2 separate regions of the Homo sapiens genome follow, and region 1 is linked to region 2. A link is an interaction called in ENCODE POLR2A ChIA-PET data of the cell type or tissue named here. Cell type or tissue: OCI-LY7. All regions are shown on one strand. Links, peaks and the distances in the headings refer to the core of each region. The heading gives the core; the rest is flanking DNA.

Region 1 (10,494 bases), core at 1,957-6,956, 61 kb after region 2:
CAAATAAATTCATTTTACCTTATTAAGACAGATTAGCCTCTCCTGTGGAAACATGGTAGAAGTGGGGACTGATTTAATAAGGGTTTGGCATCAGTAAATCATATAAAAAAACAGAAGTCAAATCTTCCATTACCACTTGAACAGAATAAAACGGTATTATTGGCAGTACATGGGGACCACTATAAGGGACTCAAACACTTCCCCCACACCATGGATGTAAGGGGGAAAAAAATGATACCCTCTGAGGGTAAAAACGCACTTGCACAATGGCTAAGGTAGCACTCTGTTGAAATCAAACAAGAGACTCTCTACAGGTGTGTACCTAAGCTCAGAATTTGGAAGCCTCTACATGTTTCCAAAGGTGATCTAAGTTTAATCTTAGGAAGCAGGCCTGGAATGTGCTTGTCATTTAGTGAACTGTATTGCAGCTTGGTTTGAAAAAGATGGTGTGAACAAAGGAAAATGGTCAGCATAAAAATAAGTCTGAAGACCCAGACACTGGCAAGCTTTACTGCTCAGCACTACTTAGGGAAAACCCAAATAGTCTCTGTGGCAGGTGTGTCCTAATCATGGATTATCTATCCAAGTCCCTTTGTTTTGATTCCATTCTCACCAAGCAACCTTGTGATTGTAATTTGGCTTCCCATGTGGGTTGTCTATAAAGAGAAAATGCACTAATCTCTCAGTTCGACCTCACCAGTCTAATTAACAGCTGTACTTCTCATTTCAGATGAACAAATTGGCATTAGGGCAAGTACATGTGAGTCTGACCATCTACAGTGTGCTAACAGGGTTAGATTTCTGAGCTTCTAAGAATATAAGCTCCTCATTCACCACTGAACCTCCTGTGCCTAGAACAGTGCATGGCTCCTGACAGCTACTCAGTAAATACCAGGCTGAGATCCAGAGACCTAAGATGACTTCTAGCATTTTTTAATTTGAATTACAATATATACTAAAATTGGCATAAATGCTCAGTATAAAATGATCAGAAAATGGATTCCACTACAAATAAAATATTTAAGTATCATAGCATTAATATGACCTAATGATAATTTACTTGATACAATACACATTAAGCAATTAGAAATGCTTTGTTTTTAGGCCTAAAAGGTCATCTTCTCTTGAAAAACTTCCCCATGACAAGCAAAAGCACTCAAAATCATTCAGAAGCTTAACATATTCAGTACTCAAAATGTTCGTTTTTTAAAAAGCTCACTTTTTAAAGTGACAACAATTTCTCCCACTGAAAATATTTTGAAAAGAGCTAACCCGACATTTCTCTTTTTCACCTTTTCCTAACTCTGTAATTTACTCTAATATCCAGTGGGGTTATTCCATATGAGATCCAATAAAGGCAACAATGAATAAACAGTGCTGCTCAATTATCCAGTTCCACACTTTCACTGCAGCAAAGCATGTCTGGCTTTGCTAGAATGTTACAAAACCAAAACCCAGAGATGCCATCTTCAGCACTGGGCAAAAATAGCCTCTTACCGTTGATAACCTCTGGACAATGTAAAAAGCCACTACCTGAAGGCACTGGAGCACAACGAAAAACTTGCCAAAAATGGAGGGATGTCTACAATTGGTAAAAAGGAAAGGCACCAGGCAAGATGCCCATTTCTTCTGGCTTGAAGAGCCAGAAGACAGAGTTCAGGGTGACTACCATCGCTGGAAAAAAAGAAAAGACACAAATTACCAACATCAGCAATAAGAGATGACACCATTACCAATTCTAGATATTAAAAGGATAAAAAGGGAATGTTATTTAAAAACTTCGTGCCAATAAATCTGACAAATTTCTTGAAAGACACAAACTATTATACTAAAGCTCACTCAAGAAGAAACAGACAACTTGACTGTCTGTCAAACAAATTGAATTTGTAGTTAAAAATTTTTAAACAAATAAAAGTCCAGGCCCAGATAGTTTCTGTGGTGAATTACTCCAAACATTTAAAGATGAAATAATACCAGTTCTACACAAACTCTCCCAGAAAATGGAAGAGGAAGGAATATTTCTCAACACATTGTGAGGGCAGCATTACCCTAGTCTGACCAAGACTGACAAAGATATTACAAGAAAAGAAAATTTCAGACCAATATTCCTCATAAACATACATGTAAAAATTCTAAACGTTTTAGTAAATAAAAATCCAAAAATAAAGTATTCATAGACATGACCAAGTGGGGTTTAGCCCAGAAATGCAAGGTTGACTTAACACCTGAAAAGCAATCATTATAAATCACCATATTAACAAACTAAAAAATAAAACAGAACAAAACAAAAAAAATCTCATGATCACTTCAATAGACATAGAAAAGGCATTTGAAAAAATCCAACACTCATTACTGGTTTTAAAAAACCCTCAAGAAAGTAGAACAAAAAGGTATTTCCTCAATTTGAAAAAGGACATACAAGAAAAATCTTCAGCTGACAACATACTTAATGCCGAAAGGCTAAATGCTTTCCCCCTAATACCAGAAACAAGATAAGTATTTTTGATCTCACCACTTCTATTCAACAGGATACTGGACCAACATGCGTTGGCTTCACTGGTGAATTCTACCAGACATTTAAAGAACAGCAATCTTTTTCAAATTCTTCCAAAAAAGTGAAGAGGAAGGAACCCTTCCAACCTCATTTTACAAGGCCAGCATTACCCTGATACCAAAGCTAATCAAAGATATGAAAAGAAAAAGAAAACTACAGGCCGAACTCCTGATGAACATAGATATAAAAATCCTCAATAAAATACTAACAAACCAAATTCAACAGCACATTAAAAGGATCATATACCAAGATCAAGTGGGATATAATAATAACCACAAATACGCATTGTGGTAAGGTACTGAAATGCCATAGAAAGAGCTCAAGCTATGTCAGATTGAACTATAAGAAATGGCTGATATTCAACCATTTTTGCTCTTAAAAAAAGATGGCAATTATATATGTTACAACCATGAGGAGGGTTTGGAGACAAACTGGAGCCAAAATGACTGGATTTGCATCCTGGCTCTACTCATTACTAGTTGTGTGACTTTGTGTATGTTACATAACCTCAGTTTTCTCAGCTGTAACGTGGGTATATAGCAGTATCTGTTTCATAGGCTTGTTCTGAGGAGTTAATGAGTTAACATATATAAAGCCTCTAGAACACTGCCTGGCTCATGGTAAAACTAGGTCAGTGTGAGCTATTATGCATTAAATCCTGGCTCTGGCACTTCCTTTTTTAGTGACCTTAAGAAGGTTCTTTTACCTGTTTCCTCAAATGGTAAAATGCAGAGGTTGAATTTGACTACCTAGACCAAGTCAGGACCAGTTCTTAAATTCTATTATTGTACAAGTATAAAAGCAGAGGACAAAAGCCATACTACATGAACAAAACAATATCATTTGCTAAATGATTGTCTGAGGTCATTCTTTAGTTTCTCTTGGAACTCACACATGGACCTCAAGGTTAGAAATCAATGTCTAGGCCGGGCGCGGTGGCCCACGCCTGTAATCCCAGCACTTTAGGAGGCTGAGGCAGGTGGATCACAAGGTCAGGAGCTCGAGACCAGCCTGGCCAAGGTGGTGAAACCCCGTCTCTACTAAAAATATAAAAATTAGCTGGGTGTGATGGTGGGCACCTGTAATCCTAAATACTCAGGAAGCTGAGGCAGGAGAATTGCTTGAACCCGGGAGGCAGAGGTTGCAGTGAGCCGAGATGGCGCCACTGCACTCCAGCCTGGGTGATAAGAGTGAGACTCCATCTCAAAAAAAAAAAGAAAGAAAGAAAGAAAGAAATGTCTAATCAGTTCCTGGATTGAAATCAATTAGCTAAATCAGTAGTGTCCAGTACAATGGCTTCCTATCTTATTTTTATAGCAGACTACTTCATCTCCAGTCATTCTAAGAAGCTCAACAGATATAAATGTTATTTGTTTAAATCCTACAATGTGCTGAGTGCCAAGAACATTTACATGCTCAGTATGGAGTAACATCACAAAGCAGTTAAAATGATAAATGTCAACCCACAGCCAACCACCTGGGTTCAAATCCTAATTCCATCGTTACATCTATGACCTTAAGTGAGCAATTTAACCTCTCTATAGCTGCTTTCCTCTTCTGTAAAAAAGGAAAAATAATATCACAGGGTTTCTATGAGGATTAAGTAATGTATGTAAAATACTTAGGATAGTGCCCAGAGCATAGGGAAAAAAACTCATATTAGCTAGATTAAAGTCAGATGATTTTTCAAAAGTTCTCAAAACCAAATTAATTTTAACATATTTTAGTTCAGAAAATAAGGGTAGGCCATCCAACATGTTTAGGATGCCTCTCAAAAGCAAGCAGCTCACGCCTGTAATCCCATCACTTTGGGAGACCAAGGCGGGCAGATCACTTGAGGTGAGGAGTTCAAGACCAGCCTGGCCAACATGGTGAAACCCCGTCTCTACTAAAAATACAAAAATTAGCCAGGTGTGGTGGCGGGCGCCTGTAGTCCCAGCTACTCAGGAGGCTGAGGCAGAAGAATCGCTTGAACCTGGGAGGTGGAGGGTGCAGTGAGCCGAGATCGTGCCACTGCACTCCAGAGCAAGACTCCATCTTGGGGAAAAAAAAAATCAAGTAGCAACACATTATCCAAAACTTAGATGCCAAGCTGCTCTTACCTTGTCTCACAAAAAGGAAGAAACTATTAAGAATATATGACCACTCTAATCACAGGTAAATCCGAATAACAAATCACATCAAATAAAGTCACTTACCAACTAGAACATCTTTAGTTTTTTGCTCTTTAAATAATCCCATCTTTCATTTCCAAAAGGTATACAAATATTAAAATAATGCTTTTCTTTTAACTTGGTATTACTAATTCTTATTGACATCGGATATATGCACAACTATTTACAAGACCATATAACATTACTTTTAACTGTGTATACTTTCCACCCTGAACCATTAAGCCAGTCCTTTGTTTCACTTCCTCTTTATATTAGTAGCCAAGTGATTACCTGCCCACACTTTCAGTTTCTTTAGCCCATAGAAGCAATTAATGGCAACAAAAAAGCTTAAATGCTTTATAGAGAAAGGAGCTCAACTCTGTACCCATTAAACAACTCCCTCCACCTCTCCCCCCTCACCTTAGCCCTTGGCACCTACCACTTAAGGATTCCATGAGGATTAGAGATAGATAGCAGTCTTCTTCCCAAGATCCCCAAAGGCAAATATCTACTTCTTACTCTACTGTAACTGGCAGTGAATTGCGTAGTGCACCTGTGTTGTGTGCACCTGCACACTTAAAAATGGTTAAGATGGTAAATTTTCCATTATGTGTTTTTTTAATACAAGACAATACAATAAGCTTTTTAAAATAAAAACACAAAGACAAAAAAGTTAATTTGAAAAAATATATTCAACTAATATCTTTTCCATTGCCTTAACAAGAACATTTAACACAAATAGAATGCTACTTAAGTTCTTCCCAAAACAATACAATCTCAGCATTTCAAGTAATTTTAGCCCTACACACCAAAGTTAGTTGCTCAGAATGTCTTTAGTGTAACCAAAAATTAACAAGACATTTTCCCTGTGAGCAGGATTTTACCAAAATATACATACAGCAAGGATGATTAGAAAGTTATTTGGTCAAATCTTTTTGTATTGTATTTCACGAGCACAAACCCAACTTAGCTGAAACTCCCTCTCCCTCAAAAAAGCAGAGATAAACTGATAAAACTGTATGTAAGTCTGCCTATTACCAGTACTGGTTTTTAAATATGCCTTGAGAAAGCTTGGGATTCAGTCAAACATTGCTGAAAAAACACACATCTTGACCCAGTACTGAATCCTAAGAATAATGTCCATCAATAACTGAAATAAAGAAATCCTCTGAAGTATCAATTCTCAAGGATTAAACAAAAGATTTGCTTGAGTTTGAAGGTAAAGCAATTCTGGTTAAGAAAGAATGAATGAGAAATACAGTTTCAGCTTGTCTTAGGCCTAGATCACGTTCATCAACAATTTCAAACTCATGTTCTTCCTGGTTAAGTTTTGCTATCATTTGTTTGTATTTAAATAGTTTACAGGCACCTAGTTTCTCTTTCTCATAATACTGGCTGCCACAATTCTCAACCACAGATTTTTTAAATGTCATAAGCACTTGAGAAAATAAGAAATAATCATGTAAAAACAGTGAGAATAAACCAAAGCAGTTTCTCCATCAGAAAATGAGGCCCCATGCTCTGTGACAATCATTCTAGGGAAGTTGTTTTGACAGTCATCAATAGCAAATAGAAATCTGTCCCTAACCTATATTAAAGAAAATATTTAAGTACAGTTTTGTAAACTCCAAACTATCCACAGATCTATAACAAGGTTGAGAAAGGCACAAACTACTGTCTTTTCACACGCTTTGCTATAGCTTATAGCTTTTCCTGAATAGTCTTCCAGCTCTTATCCAATTTAGGAAAAGGGGGGAAAATGCTATATAAATCAGATCTACCCAACTAAACTGGGAAAAAGAGGAGAAAAGAGCCTTTAAAAAGACCGTGCATGCAATAATTATGTTTTCCTACTTTACCCCCTTCCTTCACCATGCATTACATTATCAGCATGAGTCTTCCAGATGACTTTTAAGTGGCAATAAGAGAGTAAGCATTCTGTTAACTGGGTAAAAGGTGGATAAAATAAATATAGTCAGCTCAGACTTTCTGAAGACTATGGAACAGCTGAAGTTACTTAATACAAACGATAAAACCTGCTTGGACTATGGACTCAACAACTACACTGTTTTACTGAGAGAGTCATTTTCTTACATAATGATTCAGTACTTTCTAAATGCTACAGTGGTGTTCTATAGCAGTTACAAGAGCGGTGAGATCCAACCAGATCTGGCTTGGGAAGGAAGACCTCTAGGTTTTACATCAACCCTGATTCAGGCTCAGTGGGACCTTATGGACTTATATTTTTTCATCTGTAAAATGAGGGGGCTGGACTAGAAGGTTCCTTTCAGCCTAAATGAGATGAGTCTAAAAATCTAATGTTTAGTAATCTTTTAAAATATCATCTACCTCTGTTGTTTCAATTTTAAAAAGTTCTACACTGTGCATATAACACAACACAAGAGTAAACACAGACACGTTCCTCTTTATGGTTTCTATGTTCCAAGAATCTTTAGAGCTCTATGTACAATCCTCCTATTGAAGACTACAAAGCTGTTGGTTTCATAAACTCTAAAGACTAAAAGGAGAAGCAAAGGCTTCTTAAGGCAGTAGGATTAACACTCTGGCTCAGAATATATGCAGTGAGACTCTAGGCCTTGAAAGCATCAGAACCATCCCCACAGTGCTCGTGTGTACACCACTGTTTCAAATCACTCTGATAATGCATGTGCGTGCTCTAGATTCTGGCTGGTAAAATGATACTACTCAAAAGGAGTAAAATTAATACGGCTACAAAAGAACATCCACTGTAAAATTCCACAGATGCTTTCTCTAAAACATATTAACCCACCTGGCACACAGAGCAGCAACTCTTTCGGCTTCTCACTGTACAGCATGGACCTCACTTAGTGCTTCTGTACCACAAGCTATAGACACACACTAGTATCAACAGCAAAATGCGGTGGTGCCAGGAGTTTATCACTTCAACCATTCATTACCAGATGGCAAAACTAAGGACAAACCACAACATTAAAAAACATGGAGTGGAAAATTTTTTCAGGACTTTCACTCTAAAGTTTTCCTGAGGTATTTGCTAATAATGGATTTTATAAACACAAAAAAGAAAAAAAAACACATAATTTAAAATTTGAGCAGTAAAAGTTCATATGTACGTAACATCACATTTAAAAAAAAGACATGGTGTGATTATATCTGTTTAAAATCCCACTAGTCATCTAACAAATGAACAGTTAAACCTTTTGCTTTCAAGATAATACCAAGTTTCATGAAAGAATCTCAAAGAACCTTGTATACTACGTGTCACTAACTCCCATAAACCCTTGACAAGTGTGGCAAAAAGCCAATGCTCCAAATATTATAAATGGGGAGAGCAGCACAAAACAATTACACAATTGATGTGTCAGAAATTATTCAGCAAAGAACCCTGAAAAGAAAAAGCAATTGGTTGGGCTCCCAATTCAGCTTTCTAACTTTATTTTGAAGCTACCTTTAAATAGCATAAGGCAAGGAATCAGAGTTCATGACAGAAAAATAATCTCAGCCAAAGGTATACAAGCCCACATAGTATATACAACAGTGTGGGCTCAACTGCTCCTTCCCAGGGGATTAGAATATTGATGCTGAACTTAGGCAAGAAACCAGACAAGCAGAGAAACCCAGTGCCCAGAGCTGCTGAGCAAAAAAGGTAAAGTCCACCCTTGGCCCCGAATAAAGCGACAAGAGTACATCTGGCATGGTCAAAACTGTTGCTTGTTTTTTTAAAATACAATTCTGAGATACACTTTGCAGGCAACAATCTTCTATTTTCTTGTATGCTTATGAAAAATGTGCCCTTGGTTCATATACTCATCCTCTAGGCATTGCTGCTGAGGAGGGAGCAGCCTGGGACACTAAGCTGGGCTGTAAAACTGAATCAAGCTGAGGAATGGGCCACTGTCAGGCTGACACACAACAGGTGAAAGAAACTGAAGCAGAGAGGGCAGAGTGGGCAAGGATTAGCAGCATCAACCCTTCCAAAGATGTACTCGTGGGGCCTTATTGCATGATATGTGATAATCCTACATATGCCACTCAAAATCACAGAATCAGCCTAGAGTTGGAAGGGACTTTAGAGGTCATCTAGTCTCACCTCTAGCCAAAGAAGCCCTCTCTTTTCAATTATGTACTTGTAATGGTCTGGAAGCTTGTACCTGAATTCTTCCACTACCTGAAAGGGCAACTCCACTATTGAGTAGAGCTAATTGGTAGAAAGTATCTTATCACTAATTCCTATCAATAAACCGTATCTCTACCTTCTGGAGCTACACAGTATAACTCTCAGCCCTATCTTTACATGACGGTTCTAATATTATAAAACATAAATGCAAAACTTACACATCACATTTCATTTGCAATATGGACCCATCCCACCAGCATACAAAGCATTTATGACACTGACTCAGGCATTCATTTAAGAAGTGTTATCTACCATCTGAGAGAAAGATTAACAATAGCAGCTCATCTTTATTGATCACTTACTAAGGACCAGAAACTACTCTCAGTGCTTCACATTTAATAACTTATTTAATCTTCCCAACAAACGTCATGAGGTAAATATTCTGTTGATTCCTGTTTTATTATAGATGAGGAAACTAAGACACAGAAAGGTTAGGTAACTCTGCCCAAAGCCACACAGCTAATAGGTAGCAGTTTGACTCCAGAAGGAATGCTCTCAGCACTCCAGCTCCCTTGCTCAGGGAGCCCACAGTATGGTACAGAAGAACTTATAGCCATCCTTCTCACTTTGTGGCATACCTGGAAACCTGTTAAGCTCATGTTCTGTTTTCATCAAAATCACTGTAAATAACATTGTTCAGGACAGGGTCACTAAGCCTCACCACACAAGGTGTCCCTCCCAGTTGACAATAACCCACTAATAAAACCTTTCCAGAGTATAGTTGTTCTGCAAACAAGAGATCCCTGATTCTATCTGCATTCAGTTCACATTGTTTGATTGGACAACAAAGATATCATGAAAAACTTCGTCAGGTCCTTCGATAAAACCAAATTATATATCTTTGTTTAGTAAACTTATCAAAGGTGGAAAAACAAAATTGGTCAATCCTGTTTTTTCTCTTGGTCTTAGAAGTAACAGCTAACTGTGGCGATGTTTTATCAGGGAGGTTCTTTCACACATTGCTAGTAAAAGCAGAAATGAGTATATCTATCATGTACGTACCCCCATTTTCTTTATCCAGTCTACCACTGATGGGCATTTAGGTTGATTCTATGTCTTTGCTATTGTGAATAGTGCTGCAATGAACAGACACATGCATGTCTTTATAATATCACAATTTATATTCCTTTTGGTATATATCCAGTAATGGGACTGCTGGGTCAAATAGTAGTTGTTTTTAGGTCTTTGAGGAAGCACCACACTCTCTTCCACAACGGTTGAACTAATTTACAGCCATAAAAAAGAATGAGATCATGTCCATTGCAGGAACATGGATGGAGCTGGAGGCCATTATCCCTAGCAAACTAACAGAGTAACAGAAAACCAAATACCGTGTGTTCTCACTTATAAGTGGTAGCTAAATGATGAGAACACATGAACAGACGGAGGGGAACAACACACACTGGGGCCTCTCGGAGGGTGGAGGCTTGGAGGACGGAGAGGATCAGGAAAAATAACTGATAAGTATTAGGCTTAATCCCTGGATGACAAAATAATGTATACAACAAACCCCCATGACACAAGTTTACCTGTATAACAAACCTGCACATGTACTCATGAACTTAAAATTAAAGTTAAATAAAAAAGTAACAATAAAAGATTAAAAAAAA
Region 2 (10,494 bases), core at 2,263-7,262:
CAGAAAAACTGCATTTAAATTTAAAAGATATTTGATTTCCTCAAAAAACTAGGGTATGGAGTCGTTTAGAGTGCTACATAAACACAAAGTATTAGTTTTGTGTGGGCAGTCCACTAAGATCACTACACACGATCTTATGGCTCTACTTGCTGACAATAGCCAATAGTGATTTTTTTCTTCCTTTATCCAAAGATCTAAGCAATCATTTAATTAGTCTTATTTAGGTAACAATAAACTAAAACATTTCTTAATTATATTCTGGCTTTTTCTAAAAGAAGTAAAAATTTCATTATTTAAAATACTGCTCGTAAATGAAAGAGATGTAATGCCTGAGAGAAATTATCAAATAATTTGTCATGCTAATATGCCAAAATTACATACTTTATCATATTTGTATTAATAGTATTTCACTAGGAATTTTTCCCAAAAGTCTTTTCAAAATTTTAGTTTCATGAAAACCAATAAACAAGTACCAAACCTCAATAAGTTGTGTATGTAAGAATATCATTATGGATACTTACATCATAGTACTTTTTAATGAAACGTCTAATGTCCATGATCAATTTGTTGCTCAGTTGTACTGTAAAGGTCAGAGGTGAAGCCTTACAATCGATGTTACTGCAACGATACAAGCTGGGCTCCATATCTGTTCCCTACATAAGTCAGGAGAAGTATACAAAAAATTACTGTGAGGCTATAAAAGGGTTTTTGTGCTTAAAAACTTACATGCTGTCCTAGTGTTGAATATTCTTAATTCGTTTTATTGGTGAGTTGTTAACCCTATCTTCTCAATTATTTTCCTCCCAAAGACCGCTTTAGTCATACATACCTTCCATTCCTTGCCATCATCATAATGGAGTGCAAAGTCAAAGGGAAAACCCTGAAATCACTATTTTACATTCACTATACGAGGGACTCTATGGATAAAATAATTTTCCCTCTGTAAATACCAGTGAAGTCATGTTACTGGAAATAAACCTCTTTCTCAGAGATACTGATTAAAAACTTTAAATTTGTATTTATTCATTACAAACTTGAAGAAAAACAAGAGCCTTTATCACATTAGTTTGTTTTCATCTTGTCAAGTTAATTTTAAAAATAAAGTCTAAAAGTTAAAAGTGTAGTACCACAAAAACAGTATCACTTACTGTCTGCTTAGCAAATCTAAAATTTTGGCAATTTTTCCAAAAAATGAAGTGTATTGGGGGAGGGAGGCAGGAGAAGTAAAAATTTGAAATAAATAAATATTAATATTTGGAGAAAACATTTTGTTTTGTTGTGTTTTGTTTTAAACAAAGACAAGGCAAATGTAATATATAGCAAAACTGTTGGGATTTCTGAAGCATTTGTTTTCCTTTCTGATACTTAAACATCTTGGTTTCCTGCTCCAATCTGGTACATAACCCTACCCGCCACGCTAAGCAATTCCAGGTGGAAGAGATTTCAGAGCTTGACATCGGCTCTTCCACAGTTAGCCCATCTGCAAGTCGTCAAGCCTCCATGCAATTAACTATCTTATTTACAGCTGTAATGAAGCAAAACTCAAGGATTTAGCAAGTATTGCTGATCTGTGTCTGCCTCTTCCTTGCACTTGCTTCCAAAGACTGCTTTGTTTTGATTCAAAAAAATGCAAAACATCTGCTGTTTGTCCAAATTAACTTAAAATAATTACTTTTAATTTAGATAAAGGGCGTCTTTTCTTTCAGTTTCAAGGTTTTACACAGTTCTGCTGCCTATTCCTTTGCCAATGGCTAGTACATGCATAACACTGCAGTGGAAATCAAGTAAATTGGCCAAGTTTCAAGCTCTGATCCAAGGTCAATAATACATTTTTTGGCAGTACTTCTTGAAAGGAATGTCTCCCTGTGACTTTTTAAATGTCTAATATGCAAAGACAGCAGAAAAGATAAGAGTACCTTTGCAAAATGGAGGTAAGTGGGATGTGTAAAGACAAACACAAACTTTCCCAAAACACTTAGTTCCCAGTAACTTGATTTAAGATAAGGAAAAATATTGGTCTAAGTCTTAATAGATGGGGGTTGACAGTGGGACAATACAGGTTACTAATTAAGAAATTATAATAAAAATACTTTAAGATAATTTAGAATTTTTAAGGGATTCCACTTAAAAACCAAGGTCAAGCACTCTAGGAAGCCAAAACAATATTCAAGCACATTCAAGTAAGAGTTTTCAAACAGAAATAAAAGCAAGCTGTGAAGGTAGATTTCACATGATGCTAAAATTCTTTAAACACATGAAAGCAACATGTGTGTGTTTATTTCGCCCTTTTTATATACCCCATAGTGGGGGAAGGGGGTAAGGCCTTTATACAAGTTCACTCACAAAATGAAAGACAGAAACAACTAACCGAACCATCAAAGACATTATCATAAATATTCTCAGTTCCACATGTAGGGCATGGACATTTGAATCTTTCACAGTCCCTGTATTTCTCTTCATCAGTGAGCTGTGCTGGGCCACCAAGTAGAGCATCATTCTCTTCATCTTTATGATAATGATGAACTCTAAATTGGGTGGGGTCAAGTCCTATTAATGTAAAAGAAAAAAACAAATTCAGAAAAGTATTCCAAAAATACCCCAAAGAAGAAAACTCCCACAAAAAATTATTTTAAATTCATGCACATACACACAACCATTTGAACTCAAAAGCACATGGACAAATGACTTCTCTTTTTACAAGAGATACTTTATAAATAAAACAAGTAACTGCAACAACACAACACAGAAATATGCCACTGAACATATGGGTTTGGAAGCACCTACTTCGATAGGATGTTTTTTATTATTCTCTTAAAGTTACAATGAAAACCTCAAATAAATGTGTACTAAGAAATTCTCTTAAAATCAAAGTCACAATTAAAACTGAGAATAAAATCAGGGAATAAAAATCCCATTAAAGAAAACAGGTTCACTGCCATTACAACTCCTTCAAGTGCAGACACAGCTAACCCTGATTTCAATGCAGTAGTCGATTTCATCTTGGCTCAGTAGTTAACAGCATGTAGGTTGCAATCTAATTCAGTGGTTAAAATTCAGTAGCAGCATCTGAGACAAAATGCAACATGGTTTTCTTGATGTTCGAAATTCAGAAATTTAAAATATGTGCAAAAACAATGGGTCTACAGATTCTACAGGCCAAAATGTCCCTGAGAATCCTGAAACCAAATATACCTTCCATATTTCATTCAAAACAACATAAGAAATCAATCAATGCATGTTTATGCTATTTTGTTTCCACAAACTAATTAAAGAAAAGAAACATTTTTAGGCCAACCAATTTAATTTACCCTTGGTCAAAACATGTGTGCCAAAATTTACTATTTGAATTTATACTTAAAAATAATTATTCTACACTGTTTCTTAGAATTTTAGGGATTGCTAAGGGATGCTTTCAAGAAAAGATTATAAGAGACAATATTTCTATCTTTTGGAAATCTAAGGAAAAGCTTTTGGAAATCTAAGAGAAAACTATCTTATTTTAGTATAAAGGTAAATAAGTAATATAAAACAGTCACTAAGCCAAAAGCTCACAAATACCAAAAATATCTAAAAATTGTTTAAAATTTATCAACAGCTACATAGGTAGATAAATCTAACAGATGCATTCAGAATTCAGTGACAGAATCCTAAATCCTATTTGGTCAGCTGTCAAGCGACATCTAGTAATTATAAAATACTGGAGGCTGACTCTTCACAGTTGAAAGGGGCCAAACAAAGAATAAGACAACTGAGACACAGAGTCTCACTTTTCTCACCTGCGAAACGGAGGTAGCATCACTGATCATACACTTTTGAAGTTTAAATTGGATAATATAGAACAAACCGAGTTCAACGCTGCCTACTGCGTGGCAAGCACTAAATAAATGTCATTTCAATGAAAAAATAAAATAGTGAATGAACATCATTTAATCCAGACTGTACTCGCTCAAGATTATGCATTTAGAAAACTATATGAGACATGTTCATGCTGCATATGAAGTTAATAGCTACTCGTTGTAGGAATTAAAGTATTTCCTAAAGTGGTAGTATATGATAAAAACAAAGAATACACATTCAGAACAATTTGAAAAGCTGTTCTTCATTAGTGACATAAATTATGTTAACATGGGCCACTTGTCACCAAGACACTATACATTCTTATTTTACAAGTTACCTAACCCCTAAGAGAAATAGTAAATTAGAGAATTATGTGGGAATACATATACTCTCACATTTAAAGCTAAGGATGGTCAGAGGAATTGAGAGAGACCACACCGCTGAATGAGGCCAGTTCATCTCTGTAGTGAGGGGTAACTGTCGCTAATTCAAACTCTAGTTGTGAATCCAAGTATTCACATAATGTTTTGATTTATTTGCAATTATGAGAAAGCAGCTTCACTTTTTCTCTGACCCTATGACTATTAATCAATTTCCCAGGCCAACACTAATCAAAAGATAAGGAAAAAGAAAATAAGCAAGATTTTTCTAAAAGGCAAGTTTCTTTCACAGTCCAAAAATAAAGGAACAAAACAATGCTGGTTTGCACATATACAAAATTGGCCAGGCTACGAAAAGGAACCAAGAGGAGCTACTCTCTACCCCTCCCCACCAGCCATGGCTCACTTGGTGCACCTGAGTGCATGAACCTGCAAGCACTGACCCGGGACAGCCTGCCTGCAGAGTAAGCTAAAAGTGGGTGTGGGCCATCTTGTTACTTACTCATGGAGAAACACCCAAACGACTGGCTGCAACTTGCGAAAAATACCAGGCCCTGTGAAATGTCTACTCTAAATGTCTACCCTAAATATCCATTTCTACAAATCACTCAATCTTCCCATGGCAGTAACAAAGTCAACTGGCTCAGCTAATTACTTCAGATTTATTCCCAAGGTGATTTTTTTTTTCCCCAGGGGAAGGAGCTTCAATCTCAATAGTCTCTTGGTCATAGTTCAATGCTAAAATGTAAAAATATAAAGGGAGAAGAGACTGTAATGAGCTTAAAATATTAGGTATATAATGATCCTTGTACAAGTTACTTAAATACCAAAATGCCATTAAAAAGTTATTTTCTTGGGAGAGCAGTTATAAGTTCAACAGGCAAACCACAGAGGGCTAAATTAAATCATTTTAAGAAAACATACAATGTCATGTTAAAAAAGTAAGGATCATTGCTGCTGGAATCTTTTTTGAAAAGGTGAAAATCCAGGGTTAAATAAGCCCCAAACTTAGTCAACACATACATTAGTTTTTCCAAATTCTCACAAAACTGGTAACAGCAGCTTATTTCGAAGTTTCAGTAGACTTTAAAGTTTTACTGCTTATACCCTAAACTCATTAAGTCTGGAGTGAAACAAGAAACAAGTATCTGGTGCTGCCACCTACAGGTAGAGATTCTGAATTTTAAAATGTGCAAAACAGCAGCTACATATAATTCCATTTTTAATTGTTGTCACTCCAAAATTAAACACTTCTGTCAAAAATGACATTAAAGCAAAATCTTTATTACTGCACTTGCCCTACATGCATCTACACCGTATAATTAATGTTACACTGCGTACATTAGTCTTTGAGCAAGAAATGCAAAACTGAATCCCAAATTCCTTATTGCTTCTACTGAAAGCTTTCTCTGAACTGGCTTAAAGGAACAAACTTTATGCCCCATTTGAGAAAAGTAACTTCCATTTCTTTTAGGCTAGCTCTTGACAGGTGACTTAAGTCTTTTGGTGAGGCACAGAATGAAGGAAGAAGCAGCCTGCCTGGGCTTTGCAAAACTAGTTATCTGGAGGAAGAGCAGCCGTGGTTTCCCCCCAGAATAGGCTGAGATGATGTATGCTTTAATTCAATTATGTGGCTTGTAGTGATGGACTCATTTGTGCTGGGGTTGAGGGTACAAAAGAGGCAGTGGAATGAAATTAAAATACTGTCATTTATAATTAGAAAATTTCTAGGATCTCACATTATTTTGGCAACAGGATCAAAACTCTCATGTTTCAAGAAGTATTTATAGAAAGTAACATCATAGGCATCAGGGTGTATGAGTTTAGCAGTACTGTCTTTACTTAAGTCACCATAGCCTTATCACACACACCCCCAGTGTGACATTTAGCACAAAATTATTTTTCTACCATTGCACTTTCTAACCATTGTAAATTATGCCTGTTTTTAGAATGTTCACCTGCCCCCACTCCCAAGGAGTTTTTAAACTGTTCATAACTTGAGACATATTGTTATTAGAGAGGCTGATACATTTAATCAAATACTTTCCTTCCTTCAAAAGACAAGGTCTCTATTAGTGCAACAGCAAATAACTACAGTAAAACCCTTACATATGTTCATGCAAGTGGGGAAGAGGGAAAATCCACATAAATGAAATTCCAAATGAGTAAAGGGAGTAACTGGTATTTACAAGCAGTTGTTTGTAATATGGATCATTTAATCTATGAGGGAAGCTAATTAACAGAATCCCATTGAGTGAAATTTTTTTGTAAAAATTTCTTAGAGGAAGTAAACCATTTATCTTTTGCATGAGTCCAGGCTTTCATATATCTGGACATCTTAGAGGACAATATGCGAACTGAAAATTTAGTATGATTAAAGAAAAAAATAATTTTCAAATGGTGAATGCTATATCCACAGAATGCTCATAGCAGCTTTATTCATAATAGCCAAAAATGGAAACACTCTAGATGTCCATCAACAAGTGAATGGATTAACTGGTATAATCTACCATAATACTACTCAGCTAATACTACTCAGCAATGAAAGAGTGAATACTGCTACATGCAACAAGACAGATGAATCTCAAAAATACCATGCTAAGTGAAAGAAGTTGCACACAAAAAGAGTATATACTGTAGGAAACCATTTATACGAAAATCTTGAATAGGCAAAACTAACTTATACTGATAGATTTCAGATGAGCGATTGCTACTATAACAGAGGTGCTGACTGGGAAGAGGCACGAGGGAACATTCTGGAGTGATGAAAATGTTCTGTGTCTGTGCCTAGATAACTGATTGTATAATACTCAAGATTTTAGCATTTTATGGTAAATTATGTGAATTATACTCTTAAAAAGCATGCCAAATAGGAAAAGATGTTTGTGTAGGTTGAACATCCCTAATCCAAAAATCTGAAATCCTCCAAAATTTGAAACGTTTTGAGTGCCAACATGATACCACGAGTGAAAAATTCCACACCTGACCTCATGTGATGAGTTGCAGTCAAAACTTTGTTTCAGGCACAAAATTTTTTAAAATATTGTATAAAACTGCCTTCAGGCTACGTGTATAAGATGTATATAAAACATAAATGAACTTCATGTTTAGGCTTGGGTCTCATCTCTAAGATAGCTAATTATCTATATGCAAATATTACAAAATCCGAAAAAATCCCAAACACTTCTGGTCGTAAGCATTTCAGATAACGGATACTCAAACTGTAATATATACTTCCAAAAGACTCGTAATTAGAACACATAGGAAATGCCTGCAAATCAATAAGAAAAAGAAAAGCCAACAGGACAACAGACAAAGACTTGAACAGGCACCTCACGAAAGGAAATACTCCAATGGCCAAGAAGCATGTGAAAAGGTGTTCAACTTCATTAGTCATCAAAGAAATACAAATTAAAACCACAACTCTATGCCACCATGTAAAATGAAGATGGAAAACACTATCTTACCAAGTGTTGGTAAGAATGTGGAGCACCCAAACACTGCTAGTAGGAAGTGTAAACGAGTAGAACCGCTTTGGAAAACTGGCAGAATCTACTAAAAGTAAACATACATGTCCCTGATGGCCTAGCAATTCTCCTTAGTACATCCCCAAGAAAAATACATGCTTACGTTTGACAGAGGACCTGTACAACAACTCTCAAAGCAGCACTATTCAAAATACCTCAAATGTGGAAACAACTCATAGGTGTACCTCCAGTAGATAGCCATACAGTGTGGTATATTCAGACAATGAAATATTATACAGAATTTACAGAAAGGAAGGACAACCACATGGATGAATCTCACAAACAATATTCAGTAAAAGTAGTCTAGACACAAAGAACAAAGACGCAATTTGTGTAATATCCCCAAAAATCCACCTCATCTATGTTATTAGATGCCAGGTATGTAGAGGATCATTTCTAGGAGACATGAGGGGCCTTCTGGGAATGTAGTAATGTACTGTTTCTTGAGCTCAGTAATGACTACACTAGTGCATGATGACCTTGTGAAAATTTATCAAGCAGTTTAGTTAGGTTTTGTGTACTTTTCTGTATGCATGTTATACTATGAAAAATTCACACTTGGAAAGGTGAGAAAATTGCATTCTAAATATTTCTTATGAAACATCTATGAATTTGTTGCAAAATGCATTGAAACTCAAATAGACATAAACCCCATTGCCTAGGAAGAAGTGTGTATTTTATATTTTAGAAAATATAAAATAAAATAAATTGAGCCTAAATATAATCACATCTTTAGATCTAACTATTTATAGGAAACATAGGAGACAGAGGAACATGTTAAAAGATACCACCAGGATGTGATCAGTAAACTCCAGAATGAGAAAAATTCTATAGGACAAAAAGCCCAGTTTCTTTAATTAACAAACTGGGAGGATCAACAAAGGAAAAAAAAAAATAGAAATTAACTACCAAGTTGACCCTGACTGGATTCCAATCCAAACAAGGAGCTTTTTAAAAAAAGTGTATTCATAGTGCAATCACGGAAATATAAACACTTGTTGGAAATTAGATGAAATGAAGGAATTGTGAGGTTTTTTGGTGTGATGTGATAATAATGTAGTTATGCTGAAAAGGGGAATCTTTTCTTTTAGAAATGCAAAATGGGCCGGGCGCACTGACTCACGCCTGTAATCGCAGCACTCTGGGAGGTCAAGGCAGGAGAATCACCTGAGGTCAGGAGTTCAAGAACAGCCTGGCCAGCACGGTGAAACCCCGTCTCTACTAAAAATACAAAACAAAATCAGCCGGGGGTGGTGGCGCATGCCTGCGATCCCAGCTACTCAGGAGGCTAAGGCAGGAGAATCGCTTGAACCTGGGAGGCAGAGGTTGTCGTGATCCGAGATCGCACCACTGCACTCCAGCCTGGGTGACAGAGTGAGACTCTTTGTCTCTAAAAAAAAAAAAAAGGAAATGCAAAATGAAATATTAACACACAAAATAAATATATAGGATATACTTCAAAATAATAGGGGAAGGTGGGAAAGAGGAATAATAAGATTGGCCACCAGTGCAGAATACTGAAGGTGGGTGATGAGTATATGAGGGTTTAATCTTACCCTATAATTTAATATGTGTGATACTAGAAAAAATTTTATATTCTCTACTACCATATATATATATATAATATACATTTTTCCATAATAACAAGTTGTATTTTTTTGTTTGTTTGCTTTGTTTTGAGGCGGAGTCTCGCTCTGTTGCCCAGGCTGGAGGACACTGGCGCAATCTCGGCTCACTGCAACCTCGCCTCCCAGGTTCAAGAGATTCTCCTGCCTCAGCCTCCTGAGCAGCTGAATTACAGGTGCCCGCCACCACGCCTGGCTAATTCTTTTGTATTTTTAGTAGAAATGGGGTTTCACCCTGTTCTGTTGGCCAGGCTTGTCTCGAACTCCTGATCTCAAGTAATCCACCCGCCTTGGCCTCCCATAGTGCTAGGATTACAGGCGTGAGCCACCATGCCCAGCCCAACAAGTTTTTAAAATACTACAGATCCAATTTAAAGATAAACAATTTACTGTATAAGTGTCAGACAACCAAAACTGTCTTTCACACCAACAATACACCTCTTCATAATATAAATGGAAAATTTCTGAGTATTTTAGAAGAAATAATAGCCGAGCCTTTGGTTTAAATGAATACCCAAGATTTTTATTTTCCTGGAGAAGATAATTCTCAAAATCTTGACAGAATAAAAAGCCTGATGAGCAGCATTCTCATGACTTCAATCAACTGGTTTTAATGCCCTTGACAATAGACACAAATATAAATTTTAACTTAACGAGATGTGTATTTCTTGGCAGGAAGCTTTTCAAGTGTCTTCTTCCTTTTTTTTTTTTTTTTTTTCTTTCTGAGACAGGGTCTTGCTCTGTCACCCAGGCTGGAGTGCAATGGAACGATCACAGCTCACTGCAGCCTTGACCTAGCTCACTGCAGCCTCGACCTCCCTGGCTTAAGTGATCCTCCCACCTCAGTCAGCTGAGTAGCTGGGACTACAGGCATGCACCACCATACCCAGCTAATTTTGGTATTTTTTGTAGAGATGGGGTCTTGCTATGTTGCCCAGGCTGGTCTTGAACTCCTAGACTCAAGCCATCCTCCTGCCTCCCAAAGTGTTGGGATTACAGGCGTGAGCCACGCACGGTACCTGGCCTTCCTTTCCTGTTTTTAAACCTGAGAAAAGATGGTAACTCTGTGCTGGAAATATATTTGGAATATAAAATAACACAAATAATAGTCCAAAGATTGCTTGT

Evidence for each region. Peaks named below come from ENCODE experiments on the same cell type or tissue, not always from the same donor. Only the 100,000 strongest peaks of a DNase experiment are listed, where the experiment ranks them.
Region 1: POLR2A ChIA-PET joins it to region 2 with 5 read pairs; 2 of 35 experiments call an interaction of 5 or more read pairs at or near these places.

The regions. Positions count from the first base shown.
Region 1 is chrX:24,772,361-24,782,854 of GRCh38, reverse strand. All of the region lies in intron 26 of POLA1 (DNA polymerase alpha 1, catalytic subunit), which reads right to left. Among named protein-coding and RNA genes, the nearest start is that of POLA1, 84 kb to the right of the region's middle. In OCI-LY7, for the core only: no CTCF peak of the experiment used is centred there; DNase peaks (open chromatin) are centred at 3,234 and 4,994; H3K4me3 peaks cover 1,393 bases; H3K27ac peaks cover 4,539 bases.
Region 2 is chrX:24,833,705-24,844,198 of GRCh38, reverse strand. It overlaps POLA1 (DNA polymerase alpha 1, catalytic subunit), which reads right to left. Exons shown (of 37, transcript NM_001330360.2): 33 at 2,369-2,547; 34 at 522-653. Among named protein-coding and RNA genes, the nearest start is that of POLA1, 150 kb to the right of the region's middle. In OCI-LY7, for the core only: a CTCF peak has its summit at 5,394 (motif pointing left); DNase peaks (open chromatin) are centred at 4,638 and 5,378; H3K27ac peaks cover 525 bases.